4 separate regions of the Mus musculus genome follow, and all the other regions are linked to region 3. A link is a loop called in an ENCODE intact Hi-C map of the cell type or tissue named here. Cell type or tissue: left cerebral cortex. All regions are shown on one strand. Each heading gives the region's core, and the rest is flanking DNA. Links, peaks and the distances in the headings are about the cores only. Region 1 holds the start of Lhfp (lipoma HMGIC fusion partner). Region 2 has its middle 86 kb from the start of Gm40048. Region 3 has its middle 18 kb from the start of Gm40048. Region 4 overlaps Lhfp (lipoma HMGIC fusion partner).

The links. Hi-C counts contacts between places; a loop is a spot of excess contacts. Peaks named below come from ENCODE experiments on the same cell type or tissue, not always from the same donor. Only the 100,000 strongest peaks of a DNase experiment are listed, where the experiment ranks them.
Region 1: a loop joins it to region 3, with 4 times the contacts of the local background. A loop is called at or near these places in 2 of 42 quality-filtered maps.
Region 2: a loop joins it to region 3, with 2.1 times the contacts of the local background. A loop is called at or near these places in 2 of 42 quality-filtered maps.
Region 4: a loop joins it to region 3, with 3 times the contacts of the local background. A loop is called at or near these places in 2 of 42 quality-filtered maps.

The regions. Positions count from the first base shown.
Region 1 is chr3:53,035,817-53,043,377 of GRCm38, forward strand. It overlaps Lhfp (lipoma HMGIC fusion partner), which reads left to right and starts at 5,731. Exons shown (of 4, transcript NM_175386.3): 1 at 5,731-5,958; 2 at 7,303-7,561. The coding sequence starts at 7,491. In left cerebral cortex, for the core only: a CTCF peak has its summit at 6,354; DNase peaks (open chromatin) are centred at 5,747, 6,075 and 6,348; H3K4me3 peaks cover 2,409 bases; H3K27ac peaks cover 1,159 bases.
Region 2 is chr3:53,305,792-53,313,942 of GRCm38, forward strand. No RefSeq gene overlaps it. Among named protein-coding and RNA genes, the nearest start is that of Gm40048, 86 kb to the right of the region's middle. In left cerebral cortex, for the core only: no CTCF peak of the experiment used is centred there; DNase peaks (open chromatin) are centred at 4,461, 5,038 and 5,452; H3K27ac peaks cover 316 bases.
Region 3 is chr3:53,373,814-53,381,964 of GRCm38, forward strand. No RefSeq gene overlaps it. Among named protein-coding and RNA genes, the nearest start is that of Gm40048, 18 kb to the right of the region's middle. In left cerebral cortex, for the core only: no CTCF peak of the experiment used is centred there; a DNase peak (open chromatin) is centred at 3,469.
Region 4 is chr3:53,161,112-53,163,611 of GRCm38, forward strand. The region is part of intron 2 of Lhfp (lipoma HMGIC fusion partner); the gene reads left to right. Among named protein-coding and RNA genes, the nearest start is that of C130075A20Rik, 70 kb to the left of the region's middle. In left cerebral cortex, for the core only: no CTCF peak of the experiment used is centred there; a DNase peak (open chromatin) is centred at 1,072; H3K27ac peaks cover 801 bases.

The sequences.
Region 1 (7,561 bases), core at 5,062-7,561, 340 kb before region 3:
GCAAAATAAATAAATAAATAAACAAACAAACAAATAAAGGCTAAATGAACATGATCAATCCCACTTGGTCTCTGAAGGAGGGCAGCAAATAATAATAATTTTCTTCATCTGAAATCCGAACAAATTGAAGGGGACAAAGTGACAGGTAGAGCCCAGAGTGCTGTCCATTTCACTGCTGGTGGCTAATTGAAGCCTGTCACCTGGTGAGGGGCAAACACGTCTTTGCCCTGAACCCTGGGCACTGCACGCATGGCCATTCTTCTCCGTCTCTGCAGTGTGATCAGAGCAGGATTCCTGGGTTCAGAGTCTCCTGCTGGTGTGGGAGAGTCACTAGGTACCCGGCTTCTCCTGACCCTTCAGTTTGTCTAGTTGGCAGGCATGCGTGCAGAGGCCAGGGTTTGTAGGAAACCAGAGAGCTGGGGAGAAGTCTTCCATTTCACTACAGCTAAAATAGGAAACCACTTCCTCTGGGGAATTATGATATCAAGTTTCAACTGTAACTTTCTTTTGTTAGTTCAGTCTATTAACATATCGGTCCACAAATATCCTTTACTGTGTGATGGGGAGAATTAAGATTTCAAAATTCTCAGAGGTTACAACCGACTGCTAGTCTCTATTATTGTGCATACAAATTAACTCTTTCAGGGAATGATGGCATATGCCTGACACCGCAGCACCTGGTAGGCTGAGGCAGGAGAATTGCTGTGAGTTGAAAGCCCTGTCTAGGATGTCTAACAATACACTGCCTTAAAACCCTACAAAATATGACAACAATTCTTATCTACTGTCAACTGTCCTCATAAAATACATCTCTTTACATACTGTGAAAAGAAAAATAGAAACCACAGACCACTCCTGAGATGATGGTGAAAGAAAAGAATAATAATTTTATAGTAGCACAGAAACCATGATTCATTAGAAACCTAACTATGCACAATGCATACTGGCCATCTAGCTAAAATATGTATTGTGGTCATTTCCCATTTTGACAGCTCAGTGTGAAACCCTTAGTATATTAAATGTGATTTAATACCTCACATTTTCCAACTTATGAATAAATTATTGATTTAAGATTTGTCTGCTACTTTAATGTGTAAGGGGATAATATATAGAAATTACATGACATTTTACATTTTCAAGGTAATTTGCAGACAGCACCGCTGGGAGTGGATCAGAGGCAGTATACACATTATTTCCACGCGTGTTCTGGGGAATAGTCATACAGCTTGCTATGCTTAGAAATTGTACATAAGTAGACTGCCGGGTAAGGTGACGCAAGTCTACAAAAGCACTAAAGGACATTCACAGGAAGTGGGATGGGCCAACCCCATTTGGTATAGCTGTGCTAAGAGTACGAATGGCATGTTAGCATTGGTCACACGACTTCAAATAGGGGCCAGGAACCTTGTTCCCTGTGGCTAAGGTTGACAAAATGGAGTAAGATACTTTCACAGTAGCCTTTCAAATCAGTCTCAAGATGGGATGTAGGAAGCAGAGGGGTTGGTTCACAAGGAGGGAAAGAGAGCAGTTCACTGCTTCTGTACTAACTGCAGTTGTGCGGGTGGAGCAGTGCCCTTCAGGAATGTTTTCTCATTGGTGAAGAGCTGACGGGCATTCCAGGAATGAGTAGCCAGGTAAACTTCTCCTCCCTGGTCCCATCAGCACCTGTCCTGTCTACAGTTTTCTTAGGTACCTACAGCCTTCCTGCCTGCGCTTCAAGGGAAACCTTTATATCAGATAAACTTACAACAATAAGAACTTCCCTCTCTGCATTATTCGTAGGTCTGACTTCTATAAACTGTGTTTAAGACTATTCCTGTTTCTATTGCTGTGCTTTGAGAAAAGCTTGTGTTTCAAATACAATGACTATCCCCCATGCCCCAGATGTAATCCAGTAATCAACTGAAGGCATCAAGAATCCTGATTCTTGGGGCTGGAGAGATGGCTCAGCAGTTAAGAGCACTGACTGCTCTTTCAAAGGTCCTGAGTTCAAATCCCAGCAACCACATGGTGGCTCACAACCATCCGTAATGAAATCTGACAGCCTCTTCTGGTATGTCTGAAGACAGCTACACTGTACTTAGATATAATAAATAAATAAACCTAAAAAGAAAAAAAGAATCCTGATTCTTTCTATATCTGGTATCATCATTCCTGCAGTGTTGAATTTTATCATCATACCTATCATCCCACAACTGGAACATGGGCACTTTGTGGTTAGATGGCCATCATATCTGATTCTGGCCCAGAAGAGACTGCATGCAAAGGCCCCATCATCATTTCTCAGAACTGTGACATCTCCACTTGACCCTATGTGTAGGCTAGAAAAGAAGATTTTTAGCTTTTGCTGCTTTCTTAAGAGAAAAAGATGGGGAAGAGAGAACAGGATGTGAAGGTGGACCAGCTAGACAACGGTGATTCCAGCAGATAGGAACTAAAGAAATCTCTTGTTCCTCTCCCCGGGGGTCAGAAGTGCTTGGTTCTGTTCCCCGTGTTTCACCACTACATCAGTGACTTATGTAGCATACCTTATTTGTTTAAAGGAAATTCCACTTGCACCACAGCAAGTATAGCAATCACATGATGTTAATCTGTTCATTAATTCTTCTGTCCACTTTCAGTTAGTGAGGCTCTGCTGTACCCACCTTGCCAAGCACCATAGTACCAAGTTGACTTGTGTATATTACTGTCATTGAGCATATGCAGTATCCATAGTGCTTAATGAGAGATACAGTTATTAGAAGAAACACGCAACTTACGGTGATTTAAACCATATGAACACTTTATTGTTTACTCAGGACTATTCACAAGGGTCTAGGCATGGTGGCACATGCCCATCATTCCATCAGAAAGAAAATTCAAAAGGAAATAAGGAGCTGACATTGTGAGAATGTTGGGTCATGTCCCTATAGCCTTCCTATTCTCATAAATACAAGATGGTTGTTGTAATGCCAAACATTTAATGCTTTAAGAACAGGAGCAAAGACAGCCAGGAAGATGGGGGAAACAATCTCTCAGGCTTCCCTGCTTGAGCACGGAGTATTTTCCCCCAAGTTCTCCTTAGTAGATTCATTGGCTACAGGGACATTGAGTAACCACCACGGAGTTTAAGGGAAGTCAGAGGAGCATCTGTTGAACAAAGGGGGCGGGATTGGAAGTAACATTGGATAAGCAACTGAAAGTGTTGTCATGAATGCCCACAGTCTCCCATACCTCCATGATACCATCTGACTACTCAATAGCCCTGCTTAAGGCAAACATTCTGCTCCCGAGCCTGGAGCAGGAGGTACATCAGCATCTGCTGTGTGGGAACTTCCGGCTGTGAAGAAACTTAGGGATCCTTTGAAGATGTAAATCGAATGCAAAGGTTTTCAAAGATAGCATAATGCATGTGCTGGTAAAGTATACATGCCAGAATCTGGAGGGTAATTCAGAAGATTTTATAGCTTGAGAAGATAATTATATGGTGGGATGAAAAAGAAATGAGTTGTGATTCTATAGCTGCCTTGAGTGAGACACTGGAAGGATCCAGACCTGTCACCTCATCTGTGCAGTCACCCACTTGCACAGATTAGATGACCCCTACCTCCCTTCTCCGAGGTAGGAGTGCCCATATTGCCATCACACTGACAGTTCAGAAACATTAAATGGAATTGGTTTCAAGCTCTGTTTTACAAATGAGGGGACAGACTCGTCTGAGTTGGAATGTCGAGTCCCAGGAAGTGCAGCCCACAAGGACTCCACACATGATGAATATTTCATTCTGATAGGATTCTAAGCTTTTGACTTCTTCATTTCTTCCTTTTTCATATTAGCCAAACCTCTCCGGTAATGTTTACATTACTTAATAGAATGCAAATAATGAGATTTCTTTTTTTTAGAAGTCTGTGTTTTAATCATATGCTTACAGGTTAATCAGCTGTTTCTCTGTGAAATGATAACTGCCTTCGTGGCTTTTCTCTCCCTTTTTTTGAGAATTAGATGAAGTCATCTATTCATACACCCAGTGTACTGACACGCAGTAATGAAAGAATTTGCAACGGACGCCTCCTTGGCAATCCATGTCACTTTCTCAAGCTCCTCTAAGCTTGAGAAAGTGTCCTAGACTGGATACCCGGTGGGTAGTGTGTGAGTGAGTGTTTGTGTGTGGGTGAGTCTGGCTGCCACTGTATAATTTTGTCTAGGCTGGTATCTGCTACCTCCACATTACATAGATATGAGATATGTGATAGCCAGGCGGTGGTATTTAGCTACAAGTCAGACCTGTTATTATATGGCCACCATGCTCAATAACTGGTGATTTGCACAAGCAGAGTTAAAAAACGTACGTTAACAAAGGAAAACTTCAAATCCAGATCTCTAAACCTGAGGTTCATGGGTGAGCTAAAAACCATGTGACATTTTGAAACATGACTTCCCAGCCTTGGCCCTACTCACACTTCAAGCTAGATGATTCTGGGTGTGCCCTGTGTAGTTACAGAGCAGACTCCTGGCTTTATGGACTGGCTGCCAGTAGGGCCTTCCCAGTCTATGGGTCATGCTTACCCCAAATATCTCCAGACTCTGCCAAATGTCTCCCAGGAACTATTCTTTCCTCTTCTCAAGACTATTGTGATAAACTTAATGTGTATTACATCGCTTTCCTGGGAGGCTCATTACCTGTATCCTATTCCTACAAAGGAAAGGCTTGGAATCAATCACTTAAAACCTTTCAAACAATCCTGAAACAACCTGTCTCCAGCTGATGCCGCCCAATTCAATGGTGCACTCGAAATTTTATTATGAAATATATTCCTACCCAGTTATTACTTCCAGCTGCTTTGAAAAAGGCACATCACAAAAACTGCATCTAGGCAAGTATGTACTTCAAAAGTTGCTGGTCCCAGATGGCAGCTTCCTAAAATAACTGTCCTCTGTGGAGACTCCAGAGGTCAGTCAGTCACCCACAGAATACGGCTCTGGCTTCCGAAGGGTTAAAAAGGCTGATGGCAAGTCAGAACTGGGCAGGGCCTGAGAAGAAATCAAAAGGAGCAGATTTCAGAAAGGAAATTCAAAGGTTGTGTAGATAGATGTTAAAGCTGATCATGGGTTGGGGAGTGGAGTGGGTAAGAGGCAGGGAAGGGGACGGGAGGAGAAAGGAGGGTAGCAGAAAGAGGAGAGAGGGTGAGAGGGGAGGTAAGGGAGTGGGGGGAAACCCAGGAAAGAGGAAGAGGAAAAAGAGGAAGAGAAATGTCTTGAAAGAAGTTCCCAAAGGTTTGCAGCTGTTGGGAGAGGCTGGCAGGGGAGTAGCCTGCCTTCTTTCTTTCTGGCTTTGCCCCCACGGAATCCAGCAGCCTCGCATGGCGTGCCCAGCCTTCTCTTTCCTATGTCCACACCCGTCATGCTCTCTGCCCTCCAAAGTGACCACTTCTCAAGAGCCCCTTAAAGCTCATAGACATCGCTCTCCCCATCTCTGAGGCTACTTCCCATCCTGGTCCTCATAAAGGCCGCGCGAACACTGCAGCCCCAGACCCCAGGGTTTGACCCAGAAAAGCAAACAGGGGTCGGGTGTGGCCTCGGCGCCCCCGGGGAGCTGCGGGGAAGGCGAGCAACTTTCTCCCTGGATTCTCAGTCTGTCTGCCGCCCCCACTCTCGCGCGTCCAGGACTGCGCGGCGGGGCCGAGGGGAGGGGACAGCGGCAAAGGGAGGGCGGGGAAGAGGCGGCGCGTGCCTCGCCTGCCAAAGCTGGAGCCGGCATCCACCGTGTTCCCGGGCCGCACGGCCGCAGCCGGCGGGCTCTCCGGGTGGGTCCCCCTGACCCTCCACCCCAGCTCTCCAGACTCGCCTCGATCTCCGTCGGGATAGTGGCAAAGGCAAGAAAGACAGTCTTCTTTGGTGCCGCGCTGTCCCCGCCAGGGAAAGACAGCAAGTTGTGCTGCGCCCGGGACTCGCGAGGGACCGCGGCCGCCGCCCGACCGGGTAAGTAGCGCGCCCCGGGGCCCCGTGCCCGGGTCCCTCCTGTCTTTCCGAGTGGCATAGTTCAGCTGAGGTCCTGTCGGCCTCCGGGGGGTGCTGCCTTCCTTTCCATCCTTATCCGTCCCTTTCTCAGAGCCGGCTGCAAGAACTTCCCCGTGCCGCTTTGCATCCAGAGATCATTGTGTGTGTTCCTGTGTGCTCCAGGGTGCGGTGCGTGCGTCTAGCAGTTTTGGGGGAGGATGGTGGGTTTAAGTTCATCTGGACTAGGGTAACTCACTCCAGCTGAGAAAGAGGTCCCTTTCTTCCCACTCCCCACCTTTAATGGTAACCCCCAGACCAACTCAACTTCAGCCTCTGCTCACAGCTGACACGATTTTAAAAACCGTAGCCAGAGGGAGCTCCCCTTTGGGTAGAATCCAGAACAGAGGGCGAGCAAAGTGTAGGAGACTGGAGTTTGGAAGCAGTTTGCAGATGGAACCCGACGGGGTGGGGGTGTTCTTCTGTGTTCTTTGTGGAGAGTGTAGCCAGGTGTGCAAGCCAGCCCACCTCATCGAACCCTTTTGAATAGCTGACTTGACATTAGGTATTGGAAAAGAGTGAGTGCTTGGTCTGAAATGGCCAGCAGGTGAAAGCACTGAAGCCAAGGAGTCAAAATAGGAGGCGTGAACACATTTGCCCCGGAAAATTAAGACAGAAGGCGTTTTTAGTGTTATCGAGTACTGGGGGTGTGTAACTATATATCACCCGATATATACACCCGAGTGGTGAATACTGTTAGTTAAATTTACAGTAACTGGGGGTGTGTAACTATATATCCAATGTATACACCTGAGTGGTGAATACTGTTAGTTAAATTTACAGTACTTCTGTAATTGTATGAAGTTCCCACTATCATGTTGCTTGGTTGGCACACTCATCAAGTGATGCCGAGGAGTGGCTAGAAACTAAGTGTGAACTTGCAAGCCAAATAAACAAACTACTGTATGGTCCATTTTATTTTAATATCCGGAATTATGTCTCCTGCTAGTAAAAAATGCTACATTGCTTTTAATGTGAGTATGTGAAATGAATTCACTGGCTTGGCAAATAGAAGCCATTCGTTTCTTTAAGTAAATAGCTGTCAGAGTTAATTTGGGAGCATTTTTACAGGAGATAAAGACGTGGAAAAGCTTTGAGCTAGTTTGGCAAAACTTGTATAGAGATGCGTATGGAGAGAATTAGTTCTTCCCACTTTTGAAGCGTTGAAGGAAGTTTGAAGTTTCCTAAATGAAAACCGTGGAGCTTCTTGAGACGTGTAAATATGCTAGACATACTTAGCTTTCCTTGTTTCCTATTCCATTTTACCAGGGGCCACCAGCCATCTTCACTCCAAAGTATGAGAAGCTGATCGCGGTAATACTGAAACTCTGTTACGGCAAGTAGCTACATACGCCTTGAAGAGCGGTGGACTACCTGGGAGTTTCTTGTGACTACACGCCTTCCTTCACACCTTTAGTGCAATCACAGCGGACCCTCATTGCACTGCCTGTTGGAAGATGGCGTCCAGCCTGACTTGTACTGGGGTGATCTGGGCTTTGCTTTCCTTCCTTTCCGCTGCCACCTCCTG
Region 2 (8,151 bases), core at 3,327-5,826, 67 kb before region 3:
ACAGATGGTTCAACAGTTAAGAGCACTGGCTGCTCTTCTACAAGACCCAGGTTCTATTCCCAGCACCTCCATGTTAACTAACAATCAGTCCCAGGGAATCTGACTCCCTCTTCTGGCCTCTGAAAATACTGCACACATATGTCCTGCATGACCACTGTGAAAGGGACAGCTGACACAGTTTCCAGCCCTGGAGCAGAACTAGCAGGGTGTGGGCCTCCAGGAGTGTAGATGGGTGCTAGGCATAAAGCTTATTTGTATAATAATGTACCTATTATCATGTTCCTCCTTTGAGGAATGCTCTCCGTGCCAACATCAATCACTCCACAATAATTAGAAACAGCAAGAGCCCAGGAGGCAAGATTGTTTCTGGTGTTCCTTAACAAAATGGTAAATGCTGTGACCTTCAGGACAGCCCTTAAAGGCTGTGGGAAAGAATTCTGAAAGCATGAGTGCAAGAATATAAAATTTCTCAACTATGCAGAATATAAGAATGCAATATGAATTGTATGAGGGGCTTAACGGACCTAAAAAAGAACAGAGGCAGCTGCACTAAGAGTCCAGCTAGTCAGAAAGATATTAAGGAGGGAAATAAAGAAATTTAGGGAGTGGTAACCACAGGGTGAAATCTCACCCAGCTAAATTTATTTGTGCTTACAAAGGCAGGCAAATTCCTGAGTTCAAAGTCAGCCTGGGAGAGGTAGTTTAGGCCCAGGAGTGGTAAGAATGGTGATCCCAGAGCCAGATCCCATACAGCTAGCTTATTGTCTGTGTTTACAAAGGCAGGCAGATCTCTGAATTCATTTGCTATGTTAAAAAATGTCCTTGGTGTCTTTTTCTAAGAATTAAGGGGCTAAAGTCACAAGATGCTGATGCATACGATAATCAAAAGAAAACCTGGGGTGGACAATCAACAGGTATGTGAATAAAAGACTGGGCTTTGGTGCAAGAGATGAGCTTTTAGAATTTTTTTCTAGCAAGAGAGCTTATCATACAGAGAGCCATCTGGAGAGCTAGCTCAAGCAGGTAACAGAGCTGTCAGTTTGTATCCACAATTGACCTCAAGTTGTTTCTTTCACCAGTGCCAAGCTGGTGGGGACATAGTGACATGGTTCCTGTCCCTGGGACAGGGCCCCAGTATACCAAGTGTCTGTCGATGGCTGCTCTGGTCACGGGGCTTGTTAGTGTACATATTTTCTGAGCCCACTAGCCGTGGACGACTCTTTCCTTCTGAGGAACGTTCTTCCGGTTATGTTAATGGCTCCATAATTAGAGACGGCACAAGTCCAGGAGTTGAGGGTGTGGTTATGTCTAGGGAAAGTGGTAAACACTGGGGCCTTCAGGACAGGCTATGGGAAAGACCTCTAAATACATGAGTTCAGAAATATATGATTTATCAACTATGCAAAAAAAAAATAAGGATGCAATATGAATGATATGAGGAGCTTCATGAATCTAAAGGAACAAAAGCAGTGCGCCGTGAGCCAGCTTGTCAGAAAGATGCTAAGGGAGAGATTTAGGGAGTGGTGGCTGCAGGAGATTCCACCTAGCTGAGTGTTGTTGTTTATGTTTACAAAGCAGATAGATTCCTGAGCTCAGGATCAGCCTAGGGACAGATTAAGGTTAGGCTCAGGCTTGGTAAAAATGGTAATTTCAGGGTAGGGTCCCACCCAGTTAGCTTTTCAGTTATGCTTAAGAAAGGCAGGCAGATCTCTGGATCCTTTTGCAATGATAAGAAGAAAAAAAATGTAAGCTTATAGTCTCCTAAGAATCTAAGGGGTGAGGTCCTGGAACACAGATTATCAAAAGGAAAACCTGAAGTAAATGACTGGATTGATATGTAAAATAAAAGACTGGACATGTGTTCTGCAGGAAATGAGCTATCCAGAGAACTTTTTTAGGATAAAATGAGAACTGCTTGGAGAACACACACACACACACACACACACACACACACACACACACCCCGAACGAGCAGAGCATGGACAGAGAGATCTCTTAGAATAGCAGGCAAGCAGAATATAGATTCTCCAAAATTATAGAATATATATGGATATACATATATATATATAAATATAAATTCTCTAAAATTCTCCAAAGAGAAAGCAGAACATAGAGAGAAGCAGACTGGAAAAACTGTCTCAAGCAGAACACAGGTCATCAGCTCGGATCCACAATTTGACTTCAAATTATTCTTTTTGCCACTCCCAGACACCTCTTCTCTCAGAACCCCTTTTCAAGCTGAGGCTGGTCCTTGGCACAAATGGTATAGTACAGACATCCAGGTCAACATTCATATGCATAAAATAAAAATCTCAAAAGAATATTTAAAGTGAATAACAGTTAAAGCTAAAAGAAGCCTTAGGCAAGGATAGAAGAAATGTAACATGAAGAACAATAATGTTTCTCATTTGACAAAAATAATGAGTGTGATTGATGGACTCCAGGTGAAATATATATATATCCCAAATATTTAGAATTACCAAACATAGATCATAGAAATGAACAAAATTATTAATGTAAAACTGGTGTAAGTCTATACCTGCTAAGAAATGTGAATCTACAAATTTAGAATTTCCCTCAATGAAAATTCTAGATATATGCAGCTTCATAAATCTTTTAAATATTTGAAATTTATACAAAGTTTTCCAGAGGGAAGAAAGGAATGGAATACATCCCAGGTTGTTTTATGAAGTCAGTAAAATTTTGATGCTAAAACTTGAACAGAATAATAAACAACAATGCTTAACTGTCCCCGTTAGCGGTATGACTTACTTTTCTGTGGCTGTTATAAAACACCATGGCCAAAATCAACTTACAGAAGAAAGTGCTTCGGGGGTTGATGGTTTCAGAGAACTAGATGTTCATAATGGCAAGGAAGGCATTGTGGCAGAAGAAAGCTGAGAGATCATATCTATGCCACACTCACAGGAAGCAGAGACTGAACTAGTAGTGAGGTAAATCCTAAAGACCTACCCCCACTGACACCCCCCCCCCTCCTGAAAGGCCTCACATCCTAAGTTGTTTGTACCTCCCCAAACAGCGCCACCTACAGCACCACCAACAGCGCCACCTACAGAGTACCAAGCTTTCAAATACAAATTGTTCCTCATTTTACCACCATGCCGATTTTTAATTAATTTTTAATTATTATTGAGGGTGACCTCATTAACAAATGATAAGATTGAGAAGCACCCGTCTATCTTTTGACTGCACTAGTCAAAATATTCTCTATAGATTCCCGCAATCCTTTGGACTGGCCCAGTAAATCTCCATCACTCCTTCCAGAAATCATGTCTATGGCATTCCATCTCCACTGCTATGATGCCCGGTACTACAGAGGTTCTAAGATTCTCTTCTATATGCCAGCTGGCAAACTAATCTAATCCACCTTAGCTTTATGAATACTGGAAAAAGGAGGAGAGCCCTGCGTCAAAGGTAAAGAGCGATTGATTGTACATCGCGTGGCAAAATACTATCGGGTTTGCATCGATTGAGTTCCATTCATCACAAGGTGATGCACAGAGCCAGTGGCACTTAGATGCATGAGTCGCATTATACAAGAGAGATATGTTGAGGTGAGGGGCCCTCGACCTAGGTAATGGACCATTGTCCTGGAAGGTAATGTTTCCTGATAGTCAGCTTTCTGTGGGTGCGGTAAAATAATGTTGGACATAAATCGCCCTAAAAGAAGAAAGCTTCTTTTGTGTTGTGTGCTCTACTATTTTGTCTTTTGATTACCAGGTCCCGTGGTCCCTAAGCTTGTGGTGAGGCAGAATCACACCGTGTAAGGACAGCGTGGGACAAAGCTGCTCACGAACTGATGTCATCCAGGAAGCAGGAAAGAGAAAGGATACAGCGGGCTTCCCAGGATCCCTGAAAGGGTCATGCCCCAGGTGATCTAATCTCCCTTCCACAAGGATATGGACCAAAGTTTTCTCCACTAGTTCCTACCTCTTAAGGACGTTACCATCTCCCAGAGTGCCACAGATGAGTGGCCAAGCCTTCAGGATATAGGCTATGAGAAGATATTACAAGGACAAAATCATAACATGTTATTCTATTATATCAGACAATAAATCTACCTTTTGCCATGGGTAGAGATAGCATCTCTAGCTTCCACGGTGCTGCTCTATCAATAACTTGAAAATATAATTCAGAATAAAAGAAGCCAGTACTGCTGCTCATGAAATACACAGAAATCCAGAGGCCTGGGATGAAGCGTCTTCTAATAAACATTCCTTCAGTAAAAGTTAATATAGTCTTTGTCTCCAGATCCCTTTTTCTTGAATTCAACACACTGAAAATAGAAATAAATGAAAAGCTAAGAGGTCAAATCTGAAACGGCAATAATGATTATTTCTGGGTAATCTTACACAATTTTGTGGATGGTTACAGTTGGGTGCCTCTAAGAAGGGATTTCCAGTCACGTGTGTTTGGCTCTTTTTTCTTGGAGCTGCAGATGATAAAATCTTGCTACTGAGAGAAGATTAGCGCTTGCCAAGACATGAATGCCAATAGAAACATTTCCAAATGCAAATATGCAGATTAGGTGTTTAATTCAACTGAGTTTTCAGACTGCAGTATTAGCACACATTACCCAAAGACCGCTTCAGGATTTTCTTTCTACTCTAATTCAGTGGTCATTCTTCTCCCTCCTCCTTCTCCTCCTCCTCCTCCTCCTCCTCCTCCTCCTCTTCCCCCACCCCCTCCCCTCACCCTTCCTCCCTTCTGTCCCTCTTCCTTTTACTCTCCCTTTCTTTCTTTATCGCTAAAACACACAGACTCAATTTCTTGTTTGAAATATTATTACTTTCTTATCAGAATCACCTGTATAACATGAAAATGGAGCATTTTGTGTTCTATAATGTATAAAGCAAGTTAAATCACAGGAGTCTCATACATATGCAGGCCACAGAGATATGTATGCATTTAGAAATAAGTTCCATGTCCCATCTGGAGTCAGGAGCAATTACTGTCTGGCTTGGAAGCTTAAATGGGTACCATCTGCCACAGACCATGTCAAGGCATGATGACTGATACTGCTCTCTGAGCACCCAGAAAACAGCATGGCCAGCAAGAAGACCACTCTCGATAATTACTCTTGTTTTCATGTGTGTGCTTGTACATATATGCGCAAGTGTGCATGCATGAGAATATATCTGATATGGGGGCCATGGGTCAATCCTGGGTGTTATTCTTCAGGAACCATCTATTTTTGAGACAAGGTCTCTCTATGGCCTGAAGCTCACCAAGAAGGCTATGCTGACAGGCCAGCAAGCTCCAAGAATTCACTTGACTTCCATATTTCCAGAATTGGGACTATAGTGATGTCACCATGGCTAGGTTTTAAAAATACATACTTTAGTTATTTGAGCACTTTATACATATATGCATTGTATTATTATATCCATTCTCCTCCCCTACAACTGCTTCCAAACACCCACACTCTCTTTCCTACTTCATATTCTCATTACAGTTAAAAAAAAATCCACTGACTCTAATTGTGCTTTGTATATGCACAGGTGTGTGGGATTATCCACCTGGCATTGACTGCCTCAGCTACTGATGGGGCTACTGATCTAGTGCAAGCCTTGCTGAGAAAACCACAGCCGCTGTGAGTTCATGAGACTATGAGCATAGTATCCCCCTCACCCCCCATCACCTTTAACTCATGATCTTTCTACATCCCTCTACTATGGTGTTCTCAGCCTTCCTAAATACTGTAAACCCTTTAACACCTCCTGTTGTGGTGACCCCTAACCGTAAAGCTATTTTTGTTGCTACTTCATAACTGTAGTTTTGCTACTGTTATGAATCATGATGTAAATAGCTGATATGACCCCTCAAAGGGGTGATGACCCACAGGGATGAGAACCACTGCACTACTGCAAGTTAATGATACAATACACATGTCCCATTTGTGGCTTAGCATTCCACAGACCCTTACTCTCTGTACTCTGACCAGGTATACCCACATGTTGTACATGGATTCTGGGGACTCAAGACCTGGTCTTTGCTCTTGCAAAGGAAGTGAGCACTCAACAACCCAGCCATCTCTCTGGCCCAATCATCACATTTTTTCCTATTTTCCAGAAAAGAGGAAAGTGTCTATTATAAATGAGTCACTGCCCAAGTGGATTAGAAGCAAGCAGTTTTCAAGAATCCAATCTAGAAAAGAAGGAAGACTACAGACAGCTCTGAGTATTCTGTAGGCCGTCAGCTTCTATCTGCCCACATCCGTCTTATAAAGAAATGTCATGTATATATTTGAAAAGATAAATCAGTGGGAAATGGGTGTGGGGAACAGGGTTAATTGACTTGTTAAAGGTACCAATACCTCATTTTTCCTTTCAGCTGCCCCAGCATGGAGTACCAAAACTCCTCCCAAATCGACCAAATCTGGCATCTACTTCTTCCCGAGGCCCGCAGATGTTGACCATGACACTTTGTTTAAAGATTCCATGGCCTTACCTCAGACCAGCGGAATCCCTCTTCTGGGGCTGACACACAGAACCCTCCTATGGATGTTCTAAGGATGGTGGTGATGCACTGAGTTCCATTTGGCTCAGCACATTCTTTCTTCAGGACCATTTGGATGTTGGGTAACTCATCCTACTGAAAATATATCATCCAGTTGTCAGATAGACAGCAACCCAAACACTGTTCTTGAGTAGTTGTTGCCACAGGGAAGCTACCTCTCTCTTGGGTGACCTCTGTGTGTTCGGCCTTTCAATCTATTCTTGTATGAAGGACTTAAGATCTCTTTCTCTTCCAAGATGAGGAAAAAGAAATAGGGCATTGGCTATGAAACTAATATTCTCATGGCTGACATCACTTCAGTCTGAAAATGTGCTATTTAGCAAAGAGTATTTTTTTTAGCAAAACTTCTCTTGTAGGACATTAGCATACCCTGACATAAGGAGGCAAAAGTGTTTTGTGGACTTGAATGTGAAGCAATCTTTATGAAATGTTCCCAAAATTATTCTTGTCCAACTTGACTATACACATTATCTTAGTCAGGGTTACTGTTGTTATGATGAAAAACCATGGCTAAAAGCAACTTGGATAGGAAAGGATTTGTTTGGCTTACACTTCCACATCCATAGTCCATCACCGAAGGAAGTCAGGACAGGAACTCACACAGGGTGAGAACCTGGAGGCAGGAGCTGATGTAGAGGCCATGGAGGGATGCTGCTTACTGACTGGTTTTTCATTTTGGTTTGCACAGCCTGAACCACCAGCTCAAGGATGGCCCCACCCAAAATGGGCTGGGCCCTCCCCTATCAATCATTGATTAAGCAAATACTCTACAGGCTTGCCTATGGCCATATCTTACAGAGGCATTTTCTCAATTGGAGTTCCCTCTGCTCGGATGATTCCATCCTGTGTAAAAGTGGCATAAGGTGAGGCAGCACATACCTTTTCAGAGATATAAGTATTTGATGGGCTGTTTAGTTACACACCTCAAAATCATAACTGAAGTAACAGTAAGATAACTTCTAATGCAGACTTACATAATTTGCATCACAGTGTTGTTTAATCTAGAAATGCTAGTTTTACATTCTTACATCTCCTGAAAAATATTTAAAATTATTGCCACATATTTTAAAATCAATCTCTGTTATCAGCAGAGGTACTTTTAATTATCAGCACCTTCTTGGAGAATGTATCACCTTACATAATATAGTCTGGGGCTGATAAGCCATGCACATCTAGTGTTGTCACTGAAAATCACATACCAAGCTATTTATGCACACACATGCAATCATCTACTGGCAGGAGCATTGAGGAGCATCTACACTCTCCTCTTCTTCTGGAGATATAGCTGTGACCTCAATAAAACTGTACAAGTTTCAATATTGTCATATTCTTTCAGGGGACACTACTGAGAGTGTCAGGTGACTTTGTTGAAGTGTAATAACTGTAAATTCAGGAGAAAGGGACAGAGGTGAAGATCAGCTAAAGAAAATATCTCTGCCACTTACAGTAACCTTTCATTTTCTATATTCTCATGCTTCGACTTCTGGGCTCTGGCTGAGCCTGGAGGGACAGTATCCCCTAGGTTTATCCAATTCCTGATGACACTTAATAACGGTCCTGAGGGTGAGCTTTCCCATAATGCTGGCCCCCTCCATGGACTCTCCTATTTGA
Region 3 (8,151 bases), core at 2,473-4,972:
ACACTGGGAAAAGTCTAGACAAGGAATAGTTCAATTGTACTTTAAAAATGATACATAGTGTGTACATACGTGGATGTACACATGCACACATGTACATGTCATGTGCATACACACACATACACAAATACATCCATGTACATATATACAACACATACACACATGCACACACACATACGCGCGCACATGTGCTTGTTCACAGTGCCCACATAGGCAGACACTCACATGTGTACACATGCACATACACGCATGCACACACATGTGTGAGCCTACATATACAAATAAACACTCATGAACAGGCAGGCAGGCACTGACACACACACACAAACCACAATAACAGAATATCTTATAACTATTAGATCAGTGCCCACAAAAATACCCACAGCCTCCTCTCTAATGCATACAGTCACCTGCCTTTTTCCAACCCCTTTTGTGAAGGCTCATCGTGGTAGGAAGGCATCTAAGAAGCTGATGCCAAACAGGACAGCTGATAATATCCTAAAATACAGAGTGTTCCACATGGCCACAGTCACTTGTCCTCCACAACACCAACTTTCTGTTGTGTAGTTGACATTCTTTTAAAACCTAGAATTGCTGCCTGAGATGAATCTCACTAGTACTGCAGGGTTTTTTTGTATGCTTAAGTCCGAGGTTCAACCTCGGCACACACACACACACACACACACACACACACACACACACACGAAAGGAACTAGAAGTTACAAACCTAATGCTGAAACTTCTATTCAAAGAGTGAGTTAACTCATGTGGGAATTTAGAAATAACTGAAGCAAACAATCCACAATCTCTGACCACCTTCGAAGATCAGAGACGAGTTTGTGTCTTCCCTTAGCGGATTTCCCTCTCTGCTCATTCATTATTCTGCGTTTTGATGGTTGTGTTATTCCTCTTTGCAATTACATCACCATGGTCATCCTTCAAACACACTTTTCCGTTTTCCAATGTTTTATACACAGGTGCCCTGTAGGTTTCTTCTGGAATTACTTTTATTTAATATTGCATTTTTAAAAGCAATAGACAGTAATAGCTGCTGTCGCACACTGTATCCCACTGGTGAACAGTATTCTGTGAAATAAATACAAGGAAATGTGATTGTCTTTATTAGGGTGAATAGTTGGGTATTTCTGGTTTGTCATCACAAGCAGTATTATTATACACTTACTAGGTCTTACCTTGTAGTCAAGAATTCCTTTGTTTAGAACTTTTAAAAGCTTCACTAACCAACACCACACACTATTTTCTTACAAAAAAATTTCCCGAAGATTTAAATTTCTCCTAATAAGAAATTGCACCTAGTTTTTTTTTTAAATCTCTGTTTTCTTGATTATTGTGACATGGAGCAAATACCTGAAACCATGGTTTGGAATATTTACCTTACATGTCGATCAGTGTCTTGGTAGGTAGTCAGTTGAAAATTGGAGACAATATGAGGTTTTCATGAAAATGTCATGATCCTATGGTGTGGTAAACACCATATCTGGCAAAACTATAACCTGCCACGTGATGAGAAGCAGCTCATGTGCCCTCTAGGTACATGTGGTTGGGTAAAGGCCTAGCAAATATGAGTGTATCTCCTGGTTACTGACTACGTTCAGCAGGTACAGATACGAACTCTGCAAAGAGTTGTTCAGGTTACGAGCCAAGATGGAAGGAGATGAGAGGTGAAAGGAAACACAGAGAAAAGGCAAGTACAGGAAGCCAACTGGAAGAAACCAGGGCAGGAGCCTATTCTGAGAGGCAGCAGACAGTGATTATAAGGTAGGCTTGTATAATCCTTGACTGGACCAGCAATCATGGAGGCGGGCACGCTCTTTAACTACCCATTTCAGATGTAGACTGGAGAATGATGCCAAGGAGAAAAGTCAAATAGCAAAGCCAGGGAACATGCAAGCTTCTAAGGTAAGAGGGAAATTTCATGGAATTTACATAGGCAAGGAAACAAGTCCCTGTAGTCCCTGCTTCCGGGAATTTATCATTCCCCAACTGGAGTCTATGGCTAGCTTTCTTTGCTTTGATATAACATGTTGTTTGCCTACTTATGATGGGGGAGAAAGCAAATGGCTTTGAGTTTATAGATTATTGGACTCAGAAGACATCACAGAAGGGACAGCAGATGACCCAAGGATCCTAAATAGGAAGGGACGGCTTAAGTGTCCTCAATTCATCCTTTTGCAGACAGAGAGCATGCTCACTGGAGGATGAAATCTGGGGGAGGAGCAAAGGACAGACATAGAGTTTACTTTTCCCAAATAGAAATAGTTAAACTATATGCAACTCAGAGAAAAATTACAGTATATTCTACCAAGTTATATTATGGCAACCCCTGAACTTGCCAAGGGACAAAATCTAGGAGGAAATCTCTCCTGGAGGGACAGCTGAAGAAGACAATACGAGAGAAATATCTCTGTGGTATCCCCCCGGTTGCTGAACTGTTTTTTCAAGGCCAAGAATATTGGTAGCACAAGCTCCATAAGACAGCAACCCTCTCATGAGTGTGCTTTGAGAAGGCTGTGCAACCGTATATCCTCTACATAGTCATTTCCCTCGTTTCTGTGACTAAACACCTGGCAGAACAGCTTAAAGAGGGGTGGACTTATTTAGCTCCTGGTGAGAAGGCATGGTGGGCTGTGTATGAGGTGAGGACCACATATGAGGTAGAGACAGAATCTGAGGTGGACAGCATCTGAGGTGGGACAGATCTGAGGTGGGGACAGCATCTGAGGTGGGACAGCATCTGAGGTGGGACAGATCTGAGGTGGGGACAGCATCTGAGGTGGAGACAGCATCTGAGGTGGGACAGCATCTGAGGTGGGACAGTATCTGAGGTGGGGACAGCATATGAGAAGGGGACAGCATCTGAGGAGGAGGACAATATATGAGGAGGACAGCATCTGAGGTGGGACAGCATCTGAGGTGGGGCAGCATCTGAGGTGAGGACAGCATATGAGAAGGGGACAGCATCTGAGGTGGGACAGCATCTGAGGAGGAGGACAATATATGAGGAGGACAGCATCTGAGATGGGACAGCATCTGAGGTGGTTCCGAACAGCACATGAAGTGGGACAGCATATAAGGTCCTTCCCTCCCTCCTTTTCTCCCTCCCTCCTTTCTTCCTTTACTCCCTCCTTTTCTCCCTTCTTCCCTCCCTCCTCCTTTCCCTCTGCCCTCTTCTCTCTCCCTCCTCTGCTCCCTCCCTCCCTTCCAGAACTGCTCAGTGTCTTCCCTAACCCCCACCCTTGCAAGTTCCCTTGCTGACTGCATCCCTGACCACAGTGCAGTCTCAATAGCCATCGGTTTGAACACCTGAAGGGATCCATCTTCCTCACAATTACGCTTCCAGGGTTTCTGTCTCCCTGTGCATCTTCAGGCTTCTCAAAAGCCCTGTCATCACAACCTCACCCACATTCAGTCAGTGGCAGTGAGGCTGCCAAATGTGGGGAAGGCTGGGGAAAATATTTTGAGGTGACAGATTGATGGCAGCTTGGCAAACAGACTCAGAAATTCTGTCTCACACATATTACTCATGAAATGGTATTTTTAAAGCACTCCAGCACAGTTTTATTTCCATTTTGACCTTATAAAAACAGGCATCTAGAGTAGAGTATGGATGGAATGAAAGGCCTTTTTGTGGAAAGTCTTTTATGATCAATTTAACGGGTACAACAAATACACAGCAAACTGAGGCAGTTTTGAGGTAAGTTGAATCACTTTAGTTCATGACGCAAAGTGACTGTCAGCAAAACTGGAGCTAGTCAATTTTACTATTGAAAAATGCTACTTAATAAAATCAACTATGTATTGAACAGGCACTTGCCATACATATTAAAACAGATGACACGGCAGGCACAAAGGTGGCGCCCAGCCATGACGTCTCAGAAGCAAAGGCAAAGCGGAAGGCACAGTGTATCGAGTATGTTTTCTCATCTCCTTTTCAAAGATGAGATCATCGCCTCTGCTCCCGATCTAATGAACTGTCCGCTTAAACGAGGGGGCTGTGGATCAGCCAGGGTTTTCGCTACACTGTAAAAGCAACTCAGTCCTGTGCACAGAAAGTCAGTCCGCTAAAAAGACCTCAGTCACTTGCAGAATAGCTGGGAGAACAGACAGCAGAGCTAAGATACGTGATGTGCATCCCGGAATTTCCTCCCCAGTGCTGGCCTTCCTCAGACACACGAGAAATTCACCTGTCTGTCAAACACATCGAAGAACAGAGCAGTTTCTATAGCTTGAGAGTCTTATATCTGAACCCTTGGCTCAGCCCTACGGTGCAAAGGACCATACCTACCTGCAAGGAACTGGGGTAGATAAGATGCTGGTACCAGGGATTTTCTCTTACGAAGGAGGGAGATCTATACTTGTTCCCTGTGGCTGTGGAAACAAATTGCTATAGATTTGATGTCTTAGCATGTTGGGAATGCCCGCTGTCACAGTGAAGCGGGTCAAAACATCACATGTCACCAGGTCCATAGTCTCTAGGGCATTGGTTCTCAACCTATGGGTAGTGACTACTTTAGGATTCCTTTATGTATTCCAGGTATTACAGTATGGTTCATAACAGTAGTAAAATTAGAGTTATAAAGAAGCAACGGGGTAATTTCATGGGTCAGGTCACCACATGAGACCTGGATTAAGGGTTTGCAGCATTAGGAAGGTGGAGAGCCAAAGCTCTAGGGAAGCTAGGGAAGAACGTTGCTTCTTCTCGATATAGGCACTCCTCAGCCTGTGGCTACGCTACTTCAGTCTCTGCCTCTGCACCTATATTGTATATTGTTTGTGTATGTTGATTAAATCTCTCTTTGCCTTTCTCCTATAACATGTGTGGGAGGATGTAGCCTATCTAGGGACTCAGGATAACGATCTCATCTAAAGATCTGTAGCTGATCACATCTCCAAGAACTTGAGTCTGTATACAACATTTACAGGCTCTAGGGATAGGAATCTGATATTCTTGGAAGTAGGATATAACGGAATTTTCATGGGTGAGATGTATTCTTTACTTTTACTTCATTAAGACCTGAAGTCTTCAGAATCCATTTAAAGAAGTTAGATTTATACTGTCTCGTAGTTTTAGTGCTTGATGCTGTGGAGGGGGCATTGTGGATTCAGCTCATGTTCATATCACAAAGGATAAATGAGCAGAGAGGGGGGATCCAGGTATAGCAAATCTCCAGGAACTCCCTCAGTGACCCTTTAACTAGGCCTTTACCTCTCAACATTTCTAGAACTTCCAAAAACAGCCACAGGTTGGGGACCAGACTTTCAAGACGTATGCATGGGGGGGGGGGGGATGGGACATGTGTAAGATTCAAACCAAAACAGAAGGGAGACTGTTGACATGTCTATAGATCCCTAGAAACCTAGCTTGTGTGGGAAAGCCTGGAATTTTTCCATATCCCTTCTCTCCTCTCTTGACACACAGGTGTCTTATGTCAGAGAGAGTTGCTATCTCTAGCTCTCTAGAGCTAATCAGCAAAAGATAGGGTATTCTTAAAATACCATAAATGATCCTGCCCATTGAAAGGTGTCATTAGTACCTGTATAATTAGTGGGTTTGACTGGTAATGTAAGAGTCTACAGACTGAAGCTGGAACCATGTTCTATATCCAATGACCATGCTGACCTTGGAAAGTTTCCTTGGAAAACAAGGTCAGCAAATGAGGTCAGCCACCCTAGCTCTTCTTGTCCCCCTACATTTCCAGTTTCAGCTTAAATTCAGGTGAGCTATGATGCTGGTTAGGAGAGGAAGCTGACAGCATCCAACACAGGCCAGTTAAATCCTTCTCTAGGACGATAGAAATCACAGAAAGCCTAAGTGTGATTTAATGTAAATGCTGGATTTGTGAGTAAGAGATTAAGTTCTCCCAAAATATAACCCATAAACCACAATTTGGCACGCTGGTGCCTGTGTGCGTTGAATGATTCATGCAGCATTTGGCCTGATTTGCCACTTTGTCAGTAGCTGCACTTAACAGCTAAACACCCCAAAATCTACCAAACTATTGGGATTAAACATTGACCATAAGGCCAAGCAGACAGCAGAACTTTTAGTGGTGCCATTTAACTTTAAGACAGATGACAGCAGGCTGGAGAGGTTGCTCAGCAGTTAAAAGCACTAGCTGCTCTTCCAGAGAAACTGGGTTCAATCCCTACCACCCACATGGTGGCTCACAGCTGTCTTTGGCTTCAGCCCCAGGGTATCCAAATGTGCTATTCTGTTCTTTATGAGCACCAGGCTCGCCCATGGGGCACAAACATACATAAAGGCAAGGCTCACATGTGCATAAAATAGCTTGTAGAAAAAAATGCACATGACATCTATCTTGTCAAAGATTCACAACTGGGAACACCCTATTGCCCAGGCCAGGTAGAAACAGAAGAAGCTGAAAAGAAAAAGGTCTAAATCCTCAAAAGGTGGAGTAAAAATGCTACAACCCAATTTGCCCTTGACACAATGTTTTCTTTAGAAATAGTTTTAACAGGTACTACAGTATAATAAGGAACATGTTGCTATGTGATTGGCCAGGCAATGCAGTAGTTCTCAGCCTTCCTAATGCTGTGAGACTTTAACATAGTTTCTCATGTTGTGGTGAGCCCAACCATAAAATTAGTTTCCTTGCTATTTCATAATGGTAATTTTGCTACTGTTATGAGTGGTACTGTAAATATTTTTGGAGATAGAAGTTTGCCAAAAGGGTTACAAAATACAGGATGAGGAGCCCTGAGCTAGAGGCTTCCATTTGCAGGCTCCCCTGTAGTGAAAGACAAATGAGATTCTGTTCAGTCCTGAGATGTCATCTGTCATTCCAGATTAGGTACTTAACAAGAAGGGACACCCTCTGCCCTTCTGGGGTTTTGGTTTTGTTTTGTTTTGTTTTGCTTTGCTTTCAGTCTTCTAGTGTCTGGGCATGTCACTGACTGTAGCAGCCATGCAAAGACAGAGCCATACAGGAGCAGATGCTGGTCGGTGGGCGCAGACCTGCTGACACTGAAAGTGAACTGCTTTCCATGTGTCCTTAGAACCCCGGATGGGAGCCATTTTCATATGGAAACAGGTATTCCATTTCAACTAGATGAAGAGAGGGTGGCTTAGCCCCTCTGTGGGAGAGATAACTGAATGGTTAAGAACATGGACAGCTCTCTGTGAGGATCCAATCTCAGTTCCCAGCACCGGTGTTAAGGGGGACTGAAAATTTAAGACCTGCCTGGGCCACCGGGTATACAGTCAAGGCCAGCCTGCAGAACACTGTTTTGAGATCCCATCTCAAAATAAAAAGAAGTCTTGGGATACAACTCAGTGATGCACAGCATTTGCCTAGCAGATATGAAGCCCTGGGTAGGGTGGTTGATCAAAATAAGAAGAAAGGAGAGAAAAGAAAAAGAAAGAAAAAAACACACCTTTGCTGACAAGGTAGACCAGCCTCCTCCAGGTCTACAGTGCCTGGAACCTCTTGTTTTTATAATTTACACCTTGACTTTAAAATCATTAATTTTGGTTCTATTGCTAACGGTCAAAGAAATAATATAGGTGATTTAGGAGAAGAAGTCAAGGATCCAGGTTTCAACGCAGCTAACCATTTAACCTGGCCCAGGTTTAAGCATTTGCTGAAATCTGTAACTTGGGGGAGGTTAAAAGGAAGAGAAGGATGGCCATTGTGGTCCCCTACCAACCTGGAAGTTTGGATGTACGCCTAATGCAGCTTTCACAAGCATCAGGATTCTAGGCCAGGCAAGGGAGTCTGCAACAAGATGAGAGAGGTGTGTGGGTCACAGGTATTCATTCATTGGCTATGGGACTGTGTCCCCATTCTTATCCTGGCTCACTGTGACCTCATCTAATAAGTAGAAACAATAATACTCTTTCTTACATATTTACCAATAAAAAAACAGGGATTTAAATTGTATTTACTTCTTGTGGTTGATGTGAGGGTTGGATGAATGGAGATATGCAAAGCAGTTAGAGCGAAGCACATGGGACGAATGTTTGTTCGTATTCTTATATTGTAATGATAAGGCTCTACCCAATGCCTGGCACACAGATGATGCTCACAGATGTCACTTCCTTTCTTTGTGCCTTGCCCTCTGGGTGCCTCATCTAACAAAGTGCTCCCTGGAGAAAAGTCTTAAACTCAATGG
Region 4 (2,500 bases), core at 1-2,500, 220 kb before region 3:
GCTCGCCACTGAGCACTTTCTATGGAATTTTATCCCTTAGCTCAGCTGTGCCTGTTTCCAACCCAGTTGTGAAAGTATGTAAATTCACAGTGAAAGGTGGGATTTTATAGTTGGGAGATGGTTATAGGCATGATGCTAGAGAAGACTGGGGTCATGCGAGGTTCTAATTTCTTGGTCAGATTCATCAGTGGGTGAACTGCAGTGAGCATGTGCTGACGGACTGTGTGCTGTTGCTATAACCAGAATCATTACAGCCCATCACTCTTGATATTCTATTGCTGTGAGCTGATAATAATGATGGAATCTGTTGGGGTTTGTTTTGTTTTTTTTTTTTTTTCTTGTGGGTGATGTGGAGAAAGACTGCATCTATAGAGCTACCCTGTGGCTCATCTGAACTTGTCTCTTTATATATAAACCATTGACAGCAATATCTACTCTCCATTTCATAGAGGCCATAAACAGAAAGTCCATAGCACAGTGTGTCACATTTATTTGTTGCCTAATAAAGGCTTGTTCGCTTTCCCTAGAAGTCTTAGGATGGTAGAATTCAGGAATGTTAATTTACAGAGAGGGTTGTGACATTAAAACATTTGACAACTACGTGGCTGAGAGCAAAAGCCAAACATTTGGGATTTGCTAAACATTCCCAGAGACACGATACGGAACATGGAGGAGCATGCACATCAAACAACAGCCAGTCACCAAAGCATAGGGATTGTAGCAGAGTCTAAAAGCAGCCCTGCTAAGGGAATGGTGCTTTGGAGGCTCAGGGCCTAGCTTAACAGTTAGTGTAGATAAATAAGCCTTTGGGGACATGTATCTAAAGGTTGGACCACCTCTTCTCCTTGCAAAGATGGTGTTAAGATACTGCCTTCCCCAACCCCCAGTCTTTCTGAAGAGAAAGATAAAAAGGGAGAAGGGATAAGCTGCTGAGGTTCTGCTCTAAGACACAGAGAACTGAATAACACACTCCTCCCACGGTACATTTGACTGAGGCAGGAGACTCACAGACAGAGCCACCTCTGTCAAGCTGTGCGCTGAGATGGGTGCTGCTGACTTAGTCACCTAGGGAATAATCATGTGGCTTCGTTTCCCATTGCAAAGCTGTCTGCTGTGTGGTGTCTAACTCTAAAAGGCAGTAAGGAACTCCTGGCAAGTGCTTGTAGTAAGCTTAGGAAAGATTGTGTACCATTGGATGTAGGGCTGAGACTTTGCAAAGGGGAAATGCTCCAGCAGCAGGTTTCTAAGTAGATTTTATTTTGGCTTCTCAAGCTGTTGGGCCTTGGTTTGGTTTGGTTTTCCCCTGGTTGCTGGAACACAGTGCCTGAGGGAGACTCATTTAGCTCAGTTTCAGAGATTGGAAGTCCAAGATTTATGCCATTATTCATCTGACCTCAGGGGAAGGTCTGGTGGCGAATGGTATCACAAGAGAGGAGGAAGCACCTTGTGATGCTTTGTACAAACTTGGCCCAGGGAGTGGCACTATTAGAAAGTGTGGCCATGTTGGAGTAGGTGTATCACTGTGGGTATGGGCCGTAAGACCCTCATCCTAGCTGCCTGGAAGCCAGTATTCTGCTAGCAGCCTTTAGATGAAGATGTAGAACTCCCAGCTGCTGCACAATACCTGCCTGGATGCTGCCATGTTCTGCCTTGATGATAATGGACTGAACATCTGAACCTGTAAGCCAACCCCAATTAGATGTTGTCCTTATAAGAGTTGCCTTGGTCATGGTGTCTGTTCACAGCAGTAAAACCCTAAGCCATACCTGAAGAAGCCTGGAGGGTGGAGAGCAGCAGGGTTTTTTTGTCAGCCTTCTCTCACTGGTAATCCTCCTCAGAGCAATATTTCCAGTAACCCAATTTGCATGTTTTAAGGCACACTCCTTTAAAAAGATGATCATCTTGCTGGGGGGTGGTGGGACACACCTTCAATCCCAGCACACCGGAAGCAGAAGCAGGAGGATCTCTGAGTTTGAGGTCAGCCTGGTCTGTGGAGTGAGTTCCAGGACAATCAGAGCTATGCAGAGAAACTCTGTCTTGAAAAACCAAAACAAAGAACTCAAAACATCTCTTAGTATAATTCATTGGCACCACACCTCCAACATAAAAACACTCAGGAGACAGCCCCATTCTTCTTCTTAGAAATCAGGCACTCCACCAGTGTGCCCTTCAGGGACCGGACACATCATCACCTGGCACTGCCAGGTGCAGCACATTTCCACAGTCCCTAGGAGCTGTAACACTCACACTCTTTAAAAGGTCTCTCCTGACATCATGGCTCTCTCACATCCTCTCTGTCTTTCAGTCTGTCTTTCTGTCTGTATGTCTCTACCTTGTAGAAGTTAGTCCTGGTTCTGCCTCCCGGTTTCATGCTCCCAGAAATAAGACTCAGACTCAAAATATATTTACAAATACCTTGGCCATAGAGCTAGGCTCTCTTCTGACTAGATCATAACTCAAGACAACCCATTTATTTTAATCTACATTTTTGCCATGTGGT